Linked DNA regions of Homo sapiens: region 1 is linked to region 2. Evidence: chromatin loops called from intact Hi-C (ENCODE). Cell type or tissue: dorsolateral prefrontal cortex. All regions are shown on one strand. Each heading gives the region's core, and the rest is flanking DNA. Links, peaks and the distances in the headings are about the cores only. Region 1 overlaps MIR100HG (mir-100-let-7a-2-mir-125b-1 cluster host gene). Region 2 has its middle 60 kb from the start of SC5D.

Evidence for each region. Peaks named below come from ENCODE experiments on the same cell type or tissue, not always from the same donor. Only the 100,000 strongest peaks of a DNase experiment are listed, where the experiment ranks them.
Region 1: it touches region 2 in a loop (6-fold over the local background); 1 of 110 quality-filtered maps calls a loop at or near these places.

Annotation. Positions count from the first base shown.
Region 1 is chr11:122,314,987-122,323,800 of GRCh38, reverse strand. The region is part of intron 1 of MIR100HG (mir-100-let-7a-2-mir-125b-1 cluster host gene); the gene reads left to right. Among named protein-coding and RNA genes, the nearest start is that of MIR100HG, 100 kb to the left of the region's middle. In dorsolateral prefrontal cortex, for the core only: no CTCF peak of the experiment used is centred there; a DNase peak (open chromatin) is centred at 3,450; H3K4me3 peaks cover 1,000 bases; H3K27ac peaks cover 1,888 bases.
Region 2 is chr11:121,348,304-121,357,117 of GRCh38, reverse strand. No RefSeq gene overlaps it. Among named protein-coding and RNA genes, the nearest start is that of SC5D, 60 kb to the right of the region's middle. In dorsolateral prefrontal cortex, for the core only: a CTCF peak has its summit at 4,521; DNase peaks (open chromatin) are centred at 4,397 and 4,722; H3K4me3 peaks cover 597 bases; H3K27ac peaks cover 2,370 bases.

The sequences.
Region 1 (8,814 bases), core at 1,259-6,258, 970 kb before region 2:
AGGTGTTGCTCTGTCATCCAGGCTGGAGTGCAGTGATGTCATCTCAGCTCACTCAGCCTCAACCTCTCCGGCTCAAGCAATCCTCCCACATCAGCCTCCCAAGTAGCTGGGACTACAGGTGCAGGCCACCACGCCCAGCTAATTTGTGTATGTTTTGTAGAGACAGAATTTCGCCATGTTGCCTAGGCTGGTCTTGAACTCTTAGGGTCAAGTGATGTGCCTCTCTCGGCCTCCCAAAGTGCTGGAATCACAAGCATGAGCCACTGCACCCGGCTTAAATCTTTACATCTTATTTTTCACTATAATCACAAAGCTTCAATTACACTTAGACAATCTTTGTTGCTTTCTATAATTATGGTGACTTATGTTTGTGTAGATCTGTATAGCTTACAGAGCTGTGTTACACACCAAGTCTCATTTGATCTCTCCATAACCCAGATGAAGGGAGGTGGCATCAAACATGAGTTTGAGTTACTTAAATTCGTCACCTGTAAAATGTGCATGATATTAACATCTGTCGCCTCAGGTAGCTGTGAGGAAAAAAGATCATGCATGTAGCATGCTTAGCAGGGAATCTGTCACATAATCAATGTTGAACATATGTTGGCTGTTTATTTGGTGCTTTGCTCCAGATCTCACACATTCCTGATGACAGACCTGGCCTAGGACGTAGGTGCTCTAACTCAGGTTAATGCTCAAAGTCATACACTGTGCTGTTTTCCAAGATCTGGGTGGGAGACCAGAAAGAGAATTTCTTCGAGGGAAGGATGGAACGTTGGCTTTAACCCTGGGTCTATATATGACAAGTATTTTCATTTAATATGTTCTTATAGGCACCTACTCTGGGCTAAGCACTGTGTTAGACATGAGGGAAACTGGAATATGAGTGGTATAGTGTTTGCACTTGGAGAGCTCACACGTAGTGGGTAAGTCAGATGTATAAAAAATAAACAATGTACAAGCATTTAACAATTTTTTTTCAGGTGAATAATGAAAGCAAGGTGCTTTGGTGTGCACAAGTAAGGAAGCACTCAAGTGCCAGGGGAGTTTGGCAAAGTTATCCTTGAACTGGGTTCTGACTGATGAGTTGGCATTACCTAGACAAAAGGCCAGAGGAAGGAAGGACAGGACGAATAGAGGGAATGGTGCATAGAGTGTAAAGAATTGTGAGAGAACATCCAGGGAATGCAAGTGTTTCCACATAGCTAAAGCACAGTGAGAATCTGAGGCTTTGGCAGAAGTTGAGTTGAAGGAAGTGGGCTGGAGTCAGATTGTGAAGAAATCTGTATGCCACGCCAAAGGGATGAACATTTATTTGTCTTGAAAGCAACGGAGTAACATTGCATGATTTCAAACATAAAATGACATGCTGATTTTTTTTTTAAAAAGAGAGCACTTTGTTGTTTATGTAGAAAAGGCTTGGAGAGTGTGATTACTGGAAGCTGGTTTTAGGTGCTACCATCATCTAGGCAAGAGAAACTGAAGACACACATTAAGACTACAGCAAAGGCACTGGAAAAGCAACTCAGATTGGTGAGATCTTTTGGATATATTTGGCAGGGTTGGTTATTGGGAGGGGAGAGCCATTTAGAAAGAAGGAGTTGGGGTGACTCCCAGGTTTCTGGCTCTGGTGACTGGGTGAATGGTTGGCTATCAACAACACCAGCCATATAGGGTTAAGTACTGATGAGGAGTTCTGTTTAGCTATGTTGAATTTTAGTTTCTGGGGGCCATTGGCAAAAGTCTTGGAAGTATTTGCTATTCTGGAGAGAGACTTGGGATGGCAAAGAGAATATAAATGAGCAATATCAGTGAAGTGGAGAGTTGAAGCGTCAGCTGTGGAAAAGATGTCACAGGGAGAATGGGCAGTGAGAAATTGCTTAGTTTTGTCTGTGTCTGCAGAGACCAGAGGATTTTACCACACAAATGGTAATTGTTGAATAAAGTTCCTCTAAGAACCACAGTTTTGGGCATTTCACTGGGGCTGCACATTTCTCTTACTGGCAACTCCAGAGTGTGTAGAGAGTGATGGGGCTGCTGGTAGGTAGTTGAGTTTCCTTCTCCTACTGCGTATCTTCTGCGATGCCATTGCTCACCTGAGGCTGATGGAATGAAGGTGAGGAGAGGGAAACCAAAAGGGCCCACTCAGCTTCCTATGAGAGACCCCTAGTCTATTAGGTTTGGAGATAGTCCCATTCAACTGTTGGCTGTCATGATGTTTTAGTTCTTTTGAATTTACATTGCCATTCCCAGATGCTGTCATGGATTGTAATAAACTGGTGATGTCAATTATAATCAATATTTTCCTTTGTGTGCAACATTTTTATTTTTAAAAATTTTTATGGATGCCCTCCCCACCTCAGGTCTTTTCTCCAGGAAGCTGCTCCAGAGTGAGTAGCTCTCTAATATTTTTTCTTAGAAGAACTTTTCTTTTCAGTTCAGAATTTTATCAGCAATTCTTATGCTAAAAGAGGTCAGGAGATGAGGCATTTCTCACGTTACCCTTGAAGCTACTCATGAATAATGGCCTATATCACCTCTATTGTCTGCTCCAAAACATAAGCAACCAGACATAAAGGCAGAGGAGAAATTAAAGATCTCTGAATGAGCCAGCAGAGCAGGCTAAGGCTGGGGTAGTGTGAAGAGGTAAAAAATTCAAGGTAGAGCAGATGGTAATGTAGGGGGAAATGTCTGAGTAGATTAACTACTCCACAGATAGAGAATAAGCCATATTCCTGGGTTTAAAGGCAAGAAGAACAACTGAAAAATATTCTGAAATCTTCAGAGTGAGATTAGGGCATCCCTCCCCAAGAGCAACGTAGCTAAAATAAATTAGAGGTCATTATTCCAGGCTGAATGCATAATGCACTAAGCTCACTGGGTTTTTGCTGCCCCTTCCTATAGTTTCCTGTGATTTATGCTGCCAGTGACTGCTGCGTGGGGGAACTCTGTGTCTCTAAATACTTTCTTCCTTCATTGGTGAATTGATTTCACTGAACTCCAACTGGGGTTTTAGGGTTGAGGGGGCCAGACAGACTGGAGAAGGTGCCAAGTGAGACTAGAAAAGCCAAAGTGAGCAAAATAATTCCAAGCAATTCTACAGGTAGACAATACTTACAAAAACAATGCCTTCTTATAGCTTTAAAGCATGGCACCTGCCTAGCAGCAAACTCACCCAAGGCTTTCAAGAGAGTGGCAACTTTTAAATTAAAAACTTGGCTGGGCTTCAATGCTATGCCAGCTGAGTTATTTTAAAATAAGAGCGGGAAACAAAGACCACACCAACTGAGGAGGTCATAGAGTGTGACAAGGGGTCTGTAAGAGGGCATACCGTGCTGCCTAATGGGAGAAAACCGAGTCCTTTGTGCTGGGGTGAGTCCAGGGAGTGATGGATGCTTTATGCGTGGAGGCTCAGACCTTCCTGTCCGGCAGCCTTGCTGCTGCTGGGCTGTGTGAGATGCCTGGCTTGGCAGAGACTGGCCTTTTGTTTCAGTGTCTTCTGAACCAGTGACATCAGATTTGATGGGCTATTGGCGCCTTTAGAGAGGCAAGTTTTATGTTCCTATGTTTTATATTAAAGCTTGTTAGAAGTAAATAGAAAGGATCCCTTTAATCCTAACTGGGAATAAAATAGCTGAGTCTTCTAAATGAGAATAATAATAAACGTACAATAAAATTACTCCAACCCGTTAAGACTTTCTTAAAAGATTACCTCATGCTGTACCTCCATTAAAACAGGAAGGAAGTAAAGCAGCACTGCACTCTGGGCTGAATCTTCCTTGTTTCATTTTTAGACAAATAGTTTTATGCAACAATCCTCTTTCTTCCCCACTCTTTCATAGAAGCCCAGCATTAATGAGGCTAAACCAATGGCTGCACTCTGGTGGCCCCTGGAATATGCTTTTATTTGGTGGGGGCTGGGGTGCATCTCCCATTCCAGAGCTCACAAAGGGGTCTGGAGTTTCTAGAGATCTTTGCAGGAGATGGTTCAGGGACTGTTGTAAGGACTGGCTAACATTCACACCATGTACTCTCTGGACTGAGATGGTAACACATCCTAATCTACAGAATCAGAATTAGAAATGGAAAGGGCTTTGAAAGGTCTTCCTAGACCATCGCTTATTGCCAGGCAGAGGTGCCCTTCAATTACCCTAGACAGATGAAAATCTCCAGATATAGGACCCTAAGCCCTCTGTTTAAATAAGAACCAATATACAGTATTAAACACTCTCCTAAAGATAACTGTCCAGCCCCAGCCAGGGATGGCTCAATTTTGTTATACTCAGAGCCACTTCTTTTTATTTTCCCCACCTACTGAAATCTTACAGATATATGGATTAATTAAACCATTCATTTACCCAACAGGCATTGATATGTTAAGTGCCTAGAGTGGGCACAATACTAAGCACAGCACTGTGGGGAATACAAAAGAACTAAAGGAATAGTCCTAGTCCTTGAGGAGTATATCATCTTATTGAGTGGGCAAGAAAATAATTCACTGAGTGACTTGAGAACAATACAGCACAGTGCAGTGGAAGGATGATACTGTGGGGGCAGACGACATGCTCTGGGATGTAGGGAAGTTTCATGGAATGAGGCCAGTCTTGAATTGGCTTCTGAGGAATGTGCTGGATTTAAACTGGTAGAAAATAGAGGGCTTGGGAGAAACATCTTAATGTCTGTGTAGCTTATACAGGAATTGAGATTTCATTCCTTTCTCTCCCTGGAGACTGCTCCTATGCAGGTTGTAGGGACCATCCTGCCCACCTTATAACCCATATCCTCCACCTTCAGCAATGATCAAAGCTTCTGTGATTTATACTGACAGAGCTTTGTGCTAGTCATTCTCCAATAAGCACCCCTTTTATGAGACATACATATTAGGTGCTGAAGGAGGAATAAGCCCACAGAAAAGGATTCATGACTACACACTTTGCCTTCCTTCCTCGTGGTGGGCAGGACTAAACTGGTATTTGCCTCACCTTTGCCTCCTTTAATGAAGAACTGGCAAGCTCAGATACCCAGGGATCTCTGGTCGTCTAGCGTGGTGCTCACCAGTGGCCGTGTAACTTCCGGTGGGCAGTATTGGTAATTTCTTCAACCTGGTGGCAGCTTTCTCCAAGCCAATGTTCATGAAGATTTTATACTCAAAGCTGGTGGCGCTCCTTATATCTCATGCTTCATATTTGTTTATTTATTTATTTGAGACAGAGTATTGCTCTGTTGCCCAGGCTGGAGTGCAATGGTGAGATGTGGGCTCACTGCAACCTCCACTTCCTGGGTTCAAGCGAATCTCATACCTCAGCCTCCCAAGCACCTGGGACTACAGGTGCTTGCCACCACGCCTGGCTAATTTTTGTATTTTTAGTAGAGACAGGGTTTCGCTTGTTGGCCAGGCTGGTCTTGAACTCCTGGCCTCAAATGATCCTCCTGCCTTGGCCCCCCAACATGCTGGAATTACAGGCATGAGTCACCACACTTGGCTTCATGCTTCATATAAGCTTAAATGCCCCTTCTTTGGGGAATTCTTCCCCTACAGATAGACATAATCATTCCTCTTCTTTTCAGTTGCAGTACTTATATCACAATTTGCAATTATATGTTAACCTGTGCACTTACCTGATTCATGTTTGACTCTCCCACTAGAATGTAAGTTCTATGAGTCAAGGACCTAATTTGTTTTTTGTTTTGCTTTGCTTTTTGAGACAGAATCTCACTCTGTCGCCCAGGCTGGACTAAAGTGGTGCGATCTTGGCTCACTGAAATCTCCGCCTCCTGGGTTCGAGTGATTCTTGTGCCTCCTCCTTCCTAGTAGCTGGGATTACATGCATCCTCCACTACACCTGGCTAATTTTTGTATTTTTAGTAGAGACAGGGTTTCAACATATTGCCCAGGTTGGTCTCAAACTCCTAGCCTCGAGTGATCCGCCCACCTTTTTGGCCTCCCAAAGTGCTGGGATTACAGGCATGAGCCACCACACCCGGCCCCTAATTTGTTTTGTTCACCACTCCACACTTAGCCCCTAGCCTAGATACTAAAAAATAAATGCTTGATGGATGGATGAAAGGATTTAAAACTAAAATCTTGAGTGGGTAGAGCTGCATGGCCCTAGGAATCAGGACACCTAAGGTCTCCTTGGGATTCTTATCATAGCCAGAGATGTTTCCTGGCTGCTGGCTCTGAAATCACCCACAGGATTCCCAAGAAAGCATTGAGAGAGAATGCCTGCTGTCACAGTCTGGAGAAAAGACATCCTGTGGCCTCTGAATGAACTCAGCAGAGCCTTGCAAGTGTCATCCCAGCTGTTTTAGAGGTGCTGCCTTGTCTGTGATTACATGCTGGATGCCTCTAGCATTGCCACAGGAATCCATTTTATTGCAATGTGGATTTTCCATTAGAGAGGGGAAAACCAACTCAGAAAATCAGCTTTACTTATATAGTAGATTTCCAAAGGAAAAGAAATTTTCCCTTATTTCATGTTTTCAGTTTCTTATTGACTTTTGGCCTGAGGATTTTTAGCTTTACATTCTGGATACTAAAATGATAGCAATAACTACAGCCAGTCTTTACAGAGATAGGCACTATCAAGTGCCTGTGCATATTATTTCACTTAATCTTCACAACAGTCTTATGGAATAGATGTCACTGTATTAATATGGACATTTTCTAGAGGAGGCATAGAGGGATGAAGCCATAGAATAAACAAGTAGTAGAGCTGGTGTTTGAATCCAGGTTTAGTTCTACCACTTGCATTCACCATACTGCCTCTGAACACAGTCTAATATTTAATTGAATTCTATGCATGAATCAGGCCCACATATAGTACATATGCATTTTGTTATTTAGTTGTTGCAACAACCTTATGAAGTGAATAAAATTATTATGCCCATGTTACAGGTGATGACCCTGAAGCTCAGAGAGGTTAGGGAAATTACTCAAGATCACACAGCTGGTTAGTTATTGGCATTGCTAGACTCAAGCTTTGATCAGCTTACACTAAAGACTGCATTTCCAGCCACTACCCATTACTCCCTATGCACTCCCAGAAATGCCCTTGCATGGACAGTGGAGCTTGGTGGCCTTGTGGGACTAGTTAGCTGTGTGCCATGCCAGTGGCTCATCAAAACTGCAGCAGGAAGTATACACTGGCAAGTTTTTCTATCATTGTGGTACAGCCCCTTCCTCACTGTATTTTAGATAGGGGAAGTGATCTTCTTTTGACAGTACTGTTTAGTTAAATTGACCTGCTTTTCAGAATTGAAAACTCTCTTATTTTCAATACCTAGCACACTCCTGGTAAATGAGCTGCTTCAGTTTTCATTCTTTCCATTTGAATCAGTTTCTGGCACTGCCAAAGAAGGTGAACTGAGACAGGTATCTCCCTCTGCTTATTTCAGTCAAAACTCTGTCTTTGTACCAATCAAAAAAAAAAAAAAAAAAAAGGTGGGGAGGCATTTAAATTATCCAAGTCAGCTTTCTGTAATAAATTCACCATTATGTTGAGGAAATATAAACTGGTGTTAAGTTTCTGCAAACAAGATGCCCAAATAAATTGGTGCTCCTTGCCCTGGACTCACTCTCTCCATCCATGCATTGTCCCCATGCTAGCCAAGAAGATGAGCCTGAATCCCTGCTCCTCCCCACCCCATATTCTATCTTTCCCTCTTTGAGATGCCTTGGCTCCTGTTGTCACCTGGTTCTGTGAAGATGAGCTCAAGTTTGGTCTGATCTCTTCAAACTTTAATTTATAGTGCTCTTGTCAGTATCTGGGCCTTGGCTTTCTTCTGCAGATTTTTATTTGATTAACCCCTTTGACTTCTAGCTTCTCTGGTTGCTTTAAGGTGGAATCTCCTGTCCTAATCTCAACTCTTCTGAATTAAATTTCAGCCCCTTTGCCACTAAGGCCATTCCTGAGACCCAGCAAGTTTTTGCAGTTGTCTTATCACATCCATAATCAGCAATACAACTTGGCCCAATCCTTAAACAATAGGATATTATTGTCTCTCACACTGATAGTCCTAGTGTTGACAAAATAGAAATAAGTTTTGATGGTTTCATTTACTAGAAAGAATTTAAATACAAACATCTGAATGGAATAGGTGGCGGCCCCAAAACAGTTTTGAATATATAAACAATTTTGTCACACTTAAAATATCAATATAAGTAGGACTGGATCCTAGGAAAATTACCTGTTGAAAGGGAAACAAAACCCTCAAGTTATATTCTCACCTCACAAAAGGCACCTCAATTAATTTCAGGTAGATTACATGCAAAAATTGTATACATAAATAACTTGAAGACAATATAAGTGAATATTTGATTTTGAGTAAAAAATACTTCAAGATATAAAAGCATGTGATGATGTCCTCAAAGAAAATATCAATACACCTGCATATATAGAATATAAAAGTTCTGTAAACTGAGAAAAAGTAGAAAACGCATTTGCAATAATTGAAAAAGAGTTCAAATACGTGCATACATAGAGGTATGTTTGTGCATGTGTGTATATATAAACAAACACACATATACACATACATATATGTGTGTGTCTTACAAATCAATCAGAAAAAAATAGCAGCACCACTGAGAAAATGACAAAGAACACAAACAGATAATTAACAAAATTTAAAAAAAAGAGACATGATCAATGAACTCTTGAAATATCAATCCAATCTCACTAGAATTCAATTTTAAAAAACCAAATTAAAAAGCACTGCTAAGTAAAACTGAAACCTAGTGAGATTTCAACTCCCTTCAAATTGGCAAAACTTTCTAGAAAGCTATTTAGCAATACTTAAAAAAAAAAAGAAAGC
Region 2 (8,814 bases), core at 2,173-7,172:
CCCATTTACCTTCTTTGAGAGAGTGTCAGACTGACCAGAATGCCAGCTGCCTCTTTATTAGATCCATCTTTAGCTGTTGTCACCCAGAAAGGTAAAGAGGGCCGGGTGCAGTGGCTCATACCTGTAATTCCAACACTGGGAGGCCATGGCAGGAGGATCGCTTGAGCCCAGGAGTCTGGGACCAGCCTGGGAGACGTAGTGAGACCCCATCTCTACAAAAAATAAAAATATTGGCCAGGCATGATGTTGTGCCCCTGTGGTCTCAGCTACTTGGGAGGCTGAGGTGGAGGCTCACTTGAGCCTGGGAGGTCAAGGCTGCAGTGAGCCGAGATCACAGCCACTGCACTCCAGCCTGGGTGACAGAGCAAGATCTTCTCTTAAAAAAAAAAAAAAAAAGGGGGGGTTGAAGGGTTGAGGAGGGTAAAGAATGTCAGATCTCACGCATGGCATGGCGTGTAGCCTGACCCACAAGATTCTGATAGGGCTGATAAGGCAGGCTGAAGTCAGAGGCTGAGAACTCAGCCTCACATTTCTAACTGTGCTTGAGAAATGGAAGTCTTATGCCAAGAGGAGTCAATAGATGTCAACAGGTTTCAAAAAATAGAATAATGTGTCTGGGCAGGGGAAGATGACACATTGAAACAGCCAAAGAGCTGACGTCCTTTGTTGCTGCTCTGACTTGGACATGTGACCAGTCAGTCATGTAGTAAATATTTAGTAGATGTCCTCTAAGTACCTGGGAACATCATCATGAAGAAGACATGCAGGGTCTTGGTCTTCATGGAGCCAAGAGTTAGTGAACCCCGAATGTCTCTGTGCCATTCTTCCCTACTGAGAATGATGTTGAATGAGGAAAGGCCAAATAAGTAACTTTTTCTAAAATGTTTGGAGTATCTGGGAGTCTGAGGATACAGCAAAAGCAAACAGTTTCTTCCACTACACTCTCACAACACACTTCTGACACCAAATGTGTGGGGGTTTTCCCCACACACCAAGCAAGCAATCGATTCTGCAACCAATGCCAGCTGGATATCCTCTAATTCAATTCAACTCTTATACTACCTAGCTGGAGATAGCATCAGGTCCCACAGGCTGAGGGCTCAGTCCCACAAGCCTGTCTCCACTTATAATTACAAGTAATAGATTGTCACCTATATTTCCAACCTCACAGGCTATAAATTGGGGTTTCTACTATCCCCTTCTCAGGTTTGACTAATTTGCTAGAGCAGCTCACAGAACTCAGGGAAACACTTTACTTACACTTATAATAAATTGGCTTATTATAAAGGATATTACAAAGGAAACAGATGAAGAGATGGAAGAAAAGCACAGGAGAAGGCATGTGGGAAGGGGCCTGGAGCTTCCATGCCCTCCCTGGGGGCGCAACCCTTCAGGAACCTCCAAGTGTTTAGCGATCTGGAAGCCCTCTGAACCCCATTCTTTGTGTTTTTATGGAGACATCATTATGATTGAGTAAATCATTGGCCATTGGTTATCAACTTAACTTTCAGCCCCTCTCCCCTCCCCCGAGGTTCGGGGATGGAGCTCGAAGTCCCAACCCTCTAATCATGTCTTGGTCTTTCCTGTGACCAATCCCATCCTGAAGACACATAGGGGCTGACAGCCGTCAGTCAACTTATTAGCATACAAAAAAATCACCTTAGAGATTAGGAGTATTTAGGAGTTGTATGCCAGGAAATGGGGATGAAGACCAAATATATATTTCACAATATCACAGGGAGAAAAACTTGAATTTTACTTCATCAGTTATCCATGTCTTCCAGTTTGGAACAGCACAGTGATAAGATGGAGATAGAAATGAGGATGGAGAGAGATAAACAGGTAACTAGTCAAGCCTGCTTGTCCTAGATGTGTTTAAATGTGATTGTTGGCATAACCTCTCTGAGCCATGCTATCCTCAGGGTATACTCTTTAGGGCTTTTATTAACTCATTTGCTCAATCACTCATTTATCAAATATTTACTGTGTGCCTACTATATTAGGCACTGTGCTAAGTGCTGGGAGCTCAAAGTCAAGATGTGAGCTTTGACCCCAAATAAGCTTTTGTCCAGTGGTTGAGATTGTCATGTAAATAAGCCATCACATATACTACAATAAAGGTCTGTATAGGATATAGTGGGGCACAAAGGAGAGATTCACCAACTCTACCTGAAGAAGTCAGCATCTCTTGAGCTGGGGTCCAAAGGATGGTTATGAGTTCACCTGGCAGACAAAAAACAATGATGAGGGAAAAACAATATGGAAACAGCAAGTCAAGCTAAAGAAATGACAAGAATGTTTGCGAAGCTAGAGGATGAGATGGTGACAGTGTTTAGGAGCATGAAGAGGACAAGAGAGGTAATGATTAAAAGTGAGAATGGAGAAATAGCCACTAGAGCACAGGAGCCTAACATGTCATGATAAGGAGTTTGGACTTAATCCTGTAGGTCATGTGGAGTCACTGATGCTTCTTAAACAAGGAAATAACACTCTTGTTTGCATGTTATCTATATATATATTTTATAAATCATGATGTATTTTATGAAGTTTACTCTGTCAGGGAGACAGACTGAAGAAAGCAGGGTGAGACTAGAAGCAAGAAAACCATCTAGAGGGGTATTTGTCAATATTCCAGTTACAATTCACACACACACAAAAACCAACTTAAACTAGCTAAGCTAAATTTCTGGGGAGAGAGACACAGTCACATAATAGAGTGCAAAGGCTTCAGGCACAGCTGGATCCAGGAGCTCAAACAAGGACATCAAGTGTCTCTCCATTTCTTGACTCTGCTAGTTTTCTCTTTTCTTTATGTGTTATGTTCTCTAATACCACAGACAGATTATGTCCAATGGCAGGAAGGATGGTTGCTGGAAACCTCAAGTCTATATTTTTAATAACAAGAGCTATATAACTTTTGGTTCGGAAGTAAAAGAGACCCTCTTTTTCCCAGAATCCTTATATCAAATTTCATGGGAGCACTCTGATGGGCTCTGTGTAGAACATGTCTCCCAATGGACAAGAGTTTTGGGCACTATGATTGTCCAGGCCATGGTTATGTGGCCACTCCTGTGGACTGGGGCAGCAGGTGTATCTTGACCATCAGTTTCCTCAGGAAATGGAGGAAGGGCACTTCCCTAAAAGATAAACTGGTGCAGTTACCAAAAGAAGGAATAGCAAGTGTGTAGGACAGATACAACTAGATCTGCCAAAGTTAACTTCACTTGGGTAGAAACTAATGAAGAATTGGGCTTGAGAAGGACAACATAGATCCATTGACTTTTTTAAAAACAAATTTTAAAGAGTTAGAATGAATCAGAGTTTGCAATAGAATCGAAATAGGAAAGATAGGAGCAGAGGGCCTTTTGCAAAATCTTAGGGCTCTTACTTGGATGAATACGTTTGGGGCAGTGTATTTAATTGAAATTTAAAAAACTGGCCCAGCACCGTGGCTCATGCCTGTACTCCCAGCACTTTGGGAGGCTGAGGTGGGTGGATCACCTGAGGTCAAGAGTTCGAGACCAGCCTGGCCAACATGGCAAAACCCTGCCTCTACTAAAAATACAAAAATTAGCCTGGCATGGTGGCATGTGCCTGTAATTCCAGCTACCCTGGAGGCTGAGGCAGGAGAACTGCTTGAACCCAGGAGGCAGAGGTTACAGTGATCCAAGATTGTACCAGTGCCCTCCAGCCTGGGTGATAGAGTGAGACACTGTCTCAAAAAAAAAAAAAAAAAAAAAAAAAGCCTAGAAGGTAAGTAGGTTTGAGCCACTGGAGTGGGTAGATGCAGATGGTGAGTCCAGCTGTGAGTGCTCAAATGGCCTGCAATGTAGTGTTCGGTAAGGGTGCATAATTTGCACTGAGATTGGTCACGGGTTGGGTGAAAGGAATGGAAGGAGGGAGATGGTGGTTAAATGAGAATGAGACGTGGAGGGAAACTAGCAGCCCCTTCCTCAGGACTGACAGCTGTCTCAATCACCAATCCAGGGTCGAGTTAATTGCAGTGAGCCCCATTCGCTGTCAGTGCCAGGGTACTGATAAATATGCTTGATGAGTACATGCAAGATTGAAGGATATTCGCTTTCTTCATGTTTGTATCATATGTTCTGTGTGGAGCAATTCATATTCTGTGTGTAGGATACTTGTGTAGCTCATTTATGTTACAGTTTCTGTGCAAAGGCTACTGCTGGTTGCTAGAGCTTTAGAGGACTTGGTGTACTGAAGACCAAGAGGGCCTTTGTGGTTCGGGTTGCCTGTCAGGTGAGGAGTTGTCCTGGAGAAGGTTGTTAAGAAGCAGTAATTTCTGAAGAGCAGCTTTCTTGCCAGGCTTATTGGCAGAGAATGCAGTGATGGTGGCAGCTCCCTCGGGTTTGGGGAAAGGCTGGTTGGCAGGGCTACAAGAGGCTCCCAGCTGCTAAAACTCTCTCAACTGGCTTTATGGACTGAGAGAGAGGCAGTGGGAGCTGCCAAGGACATGACATTTCTCATGCTAATTAGGAAGGGAGGCAGCATCCACAGCTGTGTTGATTTATGTTTTGATGTTGGACATTAGGCCTTGTCTAAGTATAGGTGAGAACGAGGACCTCTGCTTTGGAATCACTCCCAGAGCTTTTGTGTCAATCTCCCCTGTCCTCATACACACACAGAGTGCCTGAGCTCAGCCTCTTTTCATGCCGCCTGTACTGGGGTCACCAGCCTCCCCCTCCTAACCCACCCTTATAACCAGAGCAGATCCGAGCTGAGACTGGGAGCATCTGCCAGCGTCAGGGCACACTGACATCCTTGTGCTCTTATTCGTTAGTTATGCTCACCCATGACACCAAGCTTTTTGACATATGCGGGCATCTTTGGGGGAAGAAACTCCTTCTGTTTGCAAGTGATCCTGATGCTGTGTGTGTGCACACACACGAGTGCAGAAGGGCTTGTACATTCTTGGAAAGAGGCCCACAATACATTGTTAAATGAAAAAAGCAAGTTTGAAAACAGTACATAGAGCATGAACCTGGTGTCATGAAATATATTATGAATACATATATGTGTCTATGTAGTTATATACAAAGCAAGCATGAGAGAATGATGCTAAAATGTTAGTAGTGGTTTTCTCTGTGCTATATGATTCAGGGTGGTTTGTGTGAATATGTATGTTTTGAATTTTGGCTTCTTTATTGTTACCTTCTAATTTTTCTTTAATGAGTATATATATAGAGAGAGAACTTATATAATAAGAATACTACTACTAATGATAATAATAATACACATCAGGCAACAAGAGACTTAAGTGACCTACTATCCTGATGCGTCTGCAACACCTGAAAAACAGTCGGGATGGACCTGTGAGAAATCAAGACAGAAAATGTAAAAGGATTCAGAGGACTCTGCCTCTCAGTCCTACTTGGGGTTTTTGTGCGTCTGTATCTAACATGCACGCACTTCTCTAAGTGTGTTGACCCATCCAGAGGATGTGTTGTCCGAGTCTGTCCATGCAGGGAGCAAGAGAAGACGGGGTGACTAAGCTGGATTGGAGGTGGGGGCGGAGGCAGTGGGGGCGAGGTAAATAAAAGATGAGCAGAACTTTGCTGACTATGTTGACTAACTGGGATTTTTGCTGCCAAATTACCTGTGAACAGTATTCATATGACTAGGCTATGCTACTCGAGCAAAGCAGGTAGGACTCACTCCATTAATTTTTCTTTTAATTTAGAAAAACCCTCCTTCTATTACCTATCCACCACGCCAACCCCTATTCTAGGATCATAAAACCCACCACAAAATTTGAGTCACTGAGTTTCTTGGAGTCTGACACAGTTGGAAGTGTGAAAGGCAGCCATCTGGCAGGCCAGAAAGCACGTGGTTTTGAAATATTTATTTCCGTGAAGCATTAGCTATGATTTTTAACCATGTGCTGGAAGTTCAGAGCAGAAGCAAAGCTTGGGGCTCTGGCCAGCCAACCAGGAATTGTTGCCTGAGCTTCTCCTCCTAGGAGAAAGTAGGTAACAGGGAGAAAGGGAAAAATTAATGCCTGCTTCCCTTCCCCCTGGGTAGGCCCTTTTGTGGCATTTTTGTAGGGATGTTGGTTGAGAGTAGAGTCTGCTGATGCCAAGATTAACAACCCAGGATACTCTTGGAGGCCCCGTGAGTGTTAAAAGTGTTTTACAGAGCTGGGTAATTAAGAGTGGAGGAGGAGAGTCCATCTTAATCAGCAGCATGAGTTTAAATTTTGAACTCCCTGGTAAAGTATCTGCAAGGGCCATTACCTTTCATTAATTACGCAATAAACAACTCTTCAGTGGAAAAAGACCACTGGCTACAGGAGGAAGCAGAGTTGGGGCAGTTCAGGTGCCCTCTGGGTGACAGTCACATCCTGGACCCAGGGAGACAAATCCTACCTGCTGCAGCTTCCTGCACAGAAGCTCAGCTCCTAGGGGACCAGCCCCTTTCCCAGGATGGGAAATGGATCCCCTCGTCCACATCCAATGGAGTCATTATGTGCTATTTCCCTATCTACAATTGTCAGAGAAAATGGGAGCAGCAAAGATGGAAAGAACAAAGACTTTTTTTGTTTTTGTTTTGTACATTTCCAGCTGAAGCAGTGAATATTGAATCACTTTTACATGAGAGATGTTCTTGGGACTTTTCCAGATTATTTCAAGAAGGCAGGCACTCTCTGAAAATGAGCATTCTGCTTTTGGGTTAATTTCTGAAGGCCATCTGTGATTGATTTACTAGAGTGCTAATAATATTTTGCTTTCCTCTGTTTTCTCTCCAAAGCATCCTAAACTTCTTCCCTAATCCTGTATACCCAGCTCAGCTGTAGAGAAGCCAAAGTCACAGACTGTAAGACTCCATGGTATTTACAGCTTTATGGGAAAGCTAACTTATGGGCTGGTGGTTTTCCTCCTAACCCTAATGTTAGGGGCCAGGGGGAGCACCTTCTATTAAAACAGAACTGTACCTGAGATCTGAGGATTTCTTTTATGGAATAATATCTTCTGTGCTACAGAAAATAAAGTCATAGAAAAAAATAGTGGTAGGGCTCCAGAGAAGCCAGTAAGAGGTGATATGTCAAACCTGGCTGTAACGCCCACAGCTGCTGATGAATATTGAGCCAGACACTGTGCTGGGCACTTGTCATGGATGATCTCATTCAATTCTTGACAGCTCCATGAGGAAGGTACTAACTAGTGTGACCACATCTCAGATGGGTAAACTGTGCTTTAGAAAGGTTAAGTAACTTGCCCAAGCCTTAATGTTAATGTGGGGTCAGGATTTGACCCCACATCATTCTATACAATAACTTGTGTTTCTTACACCCAACACTGTATTCTCTAGAATGAAGTGGGGAGGATGCATCTGGCAATTAACCCATCCTCTTTAGAAATTATCCTCTGAGTTCCAAGATCCATTTCCTACCTTTAACCCAACTCCTCCTTCTTCAACTCCAATTATAGGGCCCCACTCAGTGGTCTACATCAGTAGTCCCCAACCTTTTTAGCACTAGAGGCCAGTTTCATGGAAGACAGTTTTTCCACGGATGCGACGGGGGATGGTTTCAGGATGAAACTGCTCCACCTCAGATCATCAGGCAATAGTTAGATTCTCATAAGGAGCGTGCAACCTAGATTCCTCGCATGTGCAGTTCACCATAGGGTTCACGCTCCTATGAGAATCTAATGCTGCTGCTGATCTGACAAGAGGCGGGGCTCAGGTGGAAATGCTCGTTCATGCACCGCTCACTTCCTGCTGTGCAGCCCCGTTCCTAACAGGCCACAGATGCGTATTTGTCTATGGCCTGGGGGTTGGGACCCCTGGTCTACACGATCTTCACTCCCTTTGCACTATGGCTTATTGGTGTTAATAGCAGCCTATTTGCTTAAAGGACTGAGGGGTGTCCTGCCGGAGAACTTATCCTGAGGGAGAGAGCAGCGGGAGAGGAGCAATCCCAAGTCCAGGGTGGGGCCAGTCATTAGGATTTGTCCCTAAGTCCGTCTATGAATCCTATAGAGAACCAGAAAAGATCAATTATTTAATAGGTCTATTTTCATTCTTCTCTTGACATTACTATTGCACATGCGTGGCTCATTTCTAATAGAGAAACTTATTAGAGCATCATGGTCAAAGATACCTTTAGGTTTATTTGTCCAGCTAGCCCATTTTCCTTGACACTGCCATTTACAATTATGGAGGCGACTCTTGGCAGCTATGTGCCAGCCTTGTGCTGTGCCCACTCCTTCCTCACCCCACCTCACTACACCTACTGGTGCAGAGCTGAGCTCTCGGCTGAAGCTGGACCACAGTCCCTTCCTAGGAATTAGGAATTGGCACTGAGACAAGGTTAATGGCTGGACCTTAACATGTTAACATGGAAACCATTTCCACCAAGTAATTGATGCACCAAGAAAGCTGGTCTTCAGATAGAAAAAAATAAATCATTTACAGAGAGAGGAGCAGAGCCAAAGGTGGAGAACAAACACACCGGCTTTCCAGCTTCTGTTTCCAGTCCCCTTCTTCTGGCCTTTGGCTGTGGACACAATCTATTTTTTTTTAATAATTCCTTTTTTTCTTAAGCCAGCTTGAGATAGTTTCTAAACTTGCCACAGAGAATGCTAACCTTTCTCAGTTGTATGAGTTAGTACCCGATATAATCTGTTCATTGGAACCAGGTGTTAGGTTCATTTCCCCTCTAGATAAATTAATTTTGCTCAGTCCCGAAGCAAGAGTTTATCTTCTTATCTGTTTTCACAAGGTGGAGAAGAGGGTATGGATCAGCACCACTGGTAGATAAACAGCCTAAAAGCAAATGTACTTTTGATAGTG